Linked DNA regions of Homo sapiens: region 2 is linked to region 1. A link is an interaction called in ENCODE POLR2A ChIA-PET data of the cell type or tissue named here. Cell type or tissue: PC-9. All regions are shown on one strand.

Region 1 (2,500 bases):
TATGTCCTGGACTCTTCTCATCATACAAGACTGCCTTTTAAGAGTACTACCTACGTGAACCCTGGGGGCGAAGCCTACAGTGAGCCGAGATCGCGCCACTGCACTCCAGCCTGGGTGAAAGGGCGAGACTCCTTCTCAAAAAAAAGAGTACTACACTTGGCCAGCTACAGTGGCTCATGCCTATAACCCTAGCACTTTGAGAGGCAGAGGTGAGAGGATCACTTGAGGCTGGGAGTTTGAGACCAGCCTGGCCAGTACAGTGGGACACCCATCTCTACAAAAAAAAATTTTTTAATTAGCCAGGTGTGGTGGCTGCACACCTGTCTGTAGTCCTAGCTGCTCAGGAGGCTGAGGTGGGAGGATCACTTCAGCCTGGGAGGTGGAGGTTGCAGTGAGCTAGGTTTGTGCCACTATACTCTAGCCTAGGCAACAGAGTGAGATCTTGTCTCAAAAAAAAAAAAAAAAACAAAAACAAAAACAAACAAACAAACAAAAAGGAATAATACCCTTTATCCATGAGGGAGTCTTCTGGAAGGCTAGTTCTGAAGCCCCTAGCCTAATGGACCAGCCCCTCTGTGAGGGCAAAAGCCCGCAGGAAGGGACCCTGCTGTCTGCACTGAATGCTTGGACAGCTGGGCATTGTGGATGGAGTAGAAAGCCAATCACATGGGTGACAGGGAGGATAGCTTGCTCAGGAATCCGGAGGTGGGTGGGCCATGAGCCCTGCTCCTCACCCCTGCAAGGCACTTTGGATCTTGTTTCCCATCAGCAGGATCCTGGACCTCCCGGCCCTGCTCAGAGTTGGAATCCTGGGATCTGTTCCCACATGGCCCAGAATGCTCATGGTGTGGACACAATGAGCTGCTTCTGGAGCTGGAATGCCACGGCCTCCAGGGCCAGGAGCCATCCCTGTTTATTGAACTGTGGACATTGGTGCTTCCTAGTGCCTGAGGCCTATTACAAAATCGAATTGCGACACCGACATGAAGCCCTGGTGAGATGGGTCACATGGCTTGTGACTAGAAGAACCAACAGTTGCAGCTATAGCATCTCATTTAAAATTTTTTTTTTCTGTAACTTTAAGAGCATGAACTCATCCTAATGAGGTTTGACAGCAGCTTTGTCACACATTAGATGTTTCCTCAGCTGTAAACTGGGTCAGAAGCTTGGAGTCACTGTCCAAGCTCGGCTGTTCACTGGCTGTGTGTTCTTGGCATGTTATTCAACCTCTCTGTGCTTTAGTTTCCTCAGCTGTAAAATGGGGGTAATAATAGCATCCATCTTACAGGGTTATAGTGAAGATTAAATGAGTTAAGATCTGAAAAATGCTTAGAATAGTATGGGGCATGGAGGAGGCATCCAATTATTGTAGCTGTTGTTATTATTATTATTATTTCCACCCCTCCAGGCTGCCTCCACAGGACAGTGTTGTGTACTTCTAGGTCGTGGTTTGTAGCACAGATCTAAACTTAAGAGTATGTGCTTATATAAATACCCAGCATATTGACCCCCAGCCTGTCTAAACTCAGTCTCACAGCTCCCTTAGCTTAAAAGACAAGAAAGGGTTAGAACCCCGGAGCAGAGACCAGGCAGCCACTGCTTGCAGCTCATGGAACATTCACTGCCTCTTCAGCTTGCTCACCTGTAAAACTGGGTTGATAATACTCCCTCTGTTTGCACTGAATTCTCAGGAATGCACGAGCTGTTTATGCAAAAGGGCTTTTGGAGGAACTAATGAATACACTGAGTGAATATTACTTTAAAAATCATCCTAGGGAGGGTCTGCAGGCCTCAGTTTACCAATTATGGAGTTTAACAACAACCTGTAAAATATGATAAGATGATTTCCCAGATTCAGGCTGAACTAAATCCCTAGCATTTTAGGCCCAGCCTAGAGCTCCCTCGACTCTGCGACTCCCTCCTCTCGCCAGAAAAAATGCAAATTCCCACCTGCCCCCTGGGGGCAGTTCCATCTGAGCTGAGCACTGGAGAAATAAGAGGTGGCATTAATTATTCATGTGCCTACTTATTATGCTTCTTTCCCCAGGAAACTCCCAGCTGTCCTAAAGGGCTTTGAAGAGAAGGGGTGTGTAGGCGCAAACCAAAACATAAGCCACTTTGTTGTGTCCTGCTTGCACCAACAAAGGTTGTCAAATGGCTGGAAGATGAGGAGGTGGGGAGGAGTGGAGAGATGCGACAGGAAGGCAGTGGGATGATAAGGGGGGCACCAGCTCTGCCTACCTGCTGATCCAAATACTCTAGGTTTCTTTGCAACTGAAGATCTAAAAGTTCATCCTACCCGGAGCCCGAGGCCCAGAGGCCAAACAGCAACACAAACAAACAGGAACACACAAAAGAAAACAATAAAAAAAGAAGCAAAGCAGTTAAGAGTTAGCGACAAGGACAAGGAGAGGCTTCTCCCTCTGCCCTTGAGGAGTTCTCAGGAAGGGAGGGGTTGAGGATGTGGGCAGGCAAAGTAGTTCTCTACTGGACACTCCAG
Region 2 (2,500 bases), 280 kb after region 1:
ATTTTTCTTTGGGTTTGTGTGTACCTGTGTGTGTGTGTTTGAGGATATTGCTTTATTAGATTTTAATAGGCGTGTTGCAGTTAAGTTCATGTCAGGCCATTTCCTAAAGCTTCCCCAAACCTGGGGAAACTTTATAGTCATCTTGGTACGTGGCGAGGGTTTCATATGTTTTCTGAATTATGCCTAATTTTGTAGTAGACTGGAGGGTTTATACAGATAGCCTGTTTTTAACAGTAGATTTTGGCCTTTGTGCAGAGGTTTTTTTTCCCCCCAGGTTTGGGATTCTTCTAGCTTTGCTCACAGTGGGTTGAGGAGAGGTGTTGCCTTTATTTGATGACTGTTGTGAACTTGAGTTCTCTTTCTTGTGTGTAACCCATTGTGTTGCACACTAACTGGTGAGCCAGAATGGAACTGCTACATCCCCTGGTCTCAGTTATTTCTACTGCACTGATGGACACCTTTCCCTTCTTTCAGCAAAGTGCAGAGGAAAGTTCCACTTCCAGAAAAAGAACTACAGAAGACGATATCCCCACACTGCCTACCTCAGAGCATAAATGCATACATTCTAGAGAAGGTATGTTTTGGATTAAGGCTATATAGACTTTTGTTCTCTTCCTCTTCCAACCTTTTTATTTTTAATCTCTCCGTATGTGAAGTAGGAGAGGGATATGTCACAATTTCTCATCCTTTTCTGAAAACCTTTTTATCAGCCTAGTTACTACCATTGTTAGCTTTGAAGAGGTAGTGCTATTTTAGCAACCCGTGAGTACTAGGATGGTGCAAGACCCTTCCATGAGCTAGCATGCTACTAGAAAATAGCTACACATTTATTGATTTGCTACCAGGTGAATTTTCTACATACATGAATTCAGCTGCCTTAGACTTTTCAATCTTAGTATTCTTGTATGTATATGATTTGGTTAGAATTTTTATTTTGATTTATCTACTTGAGGCAAAGGCCAATTTTCATACTTTTTTTTTTTTTTTTGGAGTCAGAGTTTCCCTGGGTCACCCAGGTTGGAGTGCAGCAGTGCGATCTCAGCTCACTGCGACCTCCACCTCCTTGGTTCAAGTGATTCTTGTGCCTCAGCCTCCTGAGTAGCTGAGATTACAGGTGTGTGCCACCACGCCTGGCTTTTTTTTTTTTTTTTTTGAGACGGAGTCTCATTCTTGTTACCTGGGCTGAGTGCAATGGTGTGATCTCAGCTCACCGCAGCCTCCGCCTCCCAGGTTCAAGCCATTCTCCTGCCTCAGCCTCTGGAGTAGCTGGGATTACAGGCGCACGCCACCACACCCGGCTAATTTTGTATTTTTAGTAGAGATGGGGTTTCCCCACGTTGGTTAGGCTGGTCTCCAACTCCCGACCTCAGGTGATCTGCCTACCTTGGCCTCCCAAAGTGCTGGGATTACAGGTGCATGCCACTACGCCTGGCTAATTTTGGGGTTTTGCCATGTTGGCCAGGCTGGTCTCGAACTACTGGCCTCAAATGGTCTACCCGCCTCAGCCTCCTAAAGTGCTGGGATTACAGGCGTGAGCCACTGCACCTGGCCCAATTTTTACACATTTTGAAGTTTGCAAAGATGACATAATATACTTAATCACAAAGCCAAGAATGAGATATAAGAAGCCTGGTATAAGTTGAGCACTCTAAATTTGAAATGTTGAGCATTCTCAATTTGAAAGATTGTAATGCTCTTTTAGCAACTCATGAGTACTAGGATGGTGCAAGACCCTTTCAAAGGATCTTAGAATAAGTTGAGCATCCAAAATCTGAAAACTTGTTTTTTTTTTTTGTTTTGTTTTGTTTTTTTTTTTTTGAGACAGGGTCTTGCTCTGTCACCAGGCTGGAGTGCAGTGGCACAGTCTCAGCTCACTGCAACAACCTCCACCTCCCGTGTTCAAGCGATTCTCCTGCCTCAGCCTCCTAAGTAGCTGGGATTACAGGCGTGCACCACTACGCCCAGCTAATTTTTGTATTCTTAGTAGAGACGGGGTTTTACCATGTTGACCAGGATGGGTTGATGTCATGACCTCGTGATCCACCCGCCTTGGCCTCCCAAAGTGCTGGGATTATAGGCATGAGCCACCACACCCAGCCTCTGAAAACTTTTTCACATGACACCACAAGTAGAAAATTTAACACCTGACCTCATATGACAGGTTGCAGTGAAAACTTAGTTTCATGCACGGAATTATTTAAAATATTACAAAAAACTGTCTTCAGGCTATGTGTACAAGGTGTACATGAAAACTTGGGTCCCATTAGCCGGGCGCGGTGGCTCACGCCTGTAATCCCAGCACTTTGGGAGGCTGAGGTGGGCGGATCACGAGGTCAGGAGATTGAGACCATCCTGGCCAACACGGTGAAATCCTGTCTCTACTTAAAAAAAATACAAAAAATTAGCTGGGTGTGGTGGCGGGCGCCCGTAGTCCCAGCTACCCGGGAGGCTGAGGCAGGAGAATTGCGTGAACCCAGGAGGTGGAGCTAGCAGTGAGCCG

The links. ChIA-PET counts read pairs that join two places held together with the same protein. Peaks named below come from ENCODE experiments on the same cell type or tissue, not always from the same donor. Only the 100,000 strongest peaks of a DNase experiment are listed, where the experiment ranks them.
Region 2: POLR2A ChIA-PET joins it to region 1 with 24 read pairs; 2 of 35 experiments call an interaction of 5 or more read pairs at or near these places.

What each region holds. Positions count from the first base shown.
Region 1 is chr1:204,253,385-204,255,884 of GRCh38, forward strand. All of the region lies in intron 9 of PLEKHA6 (pleckstrin homology domain containing A6), which reads right to left. Among named protein-coding and RNA genes, the nearest start is that of GOLT1A, 41 kb to the left of the region's middle. RefSeq lists enhancers at 263-764, 765-1,264. In PC-9, no CTCF peak of the experiment used is centred here; a DNase peak (open chromatin) is centred at 957; H3K27ac peaks cover 925 bases.
Region 2 is chr1:204,537,735-204,540,234 of GRCh38, forward strand. It overlaps MDM4 (MDM4 regulator of p53), which reads left to right. Exons shown (of 11, transcript NM_002393.5): 7 at 475-574. Among named protein-coding and RNA genes, the nearest start is that of MDM4, 23 kb to the left of the region's middle. In PC-9, no CTCF peak of the experiment used is centred here; no DNase peak of the experiment used is centred here.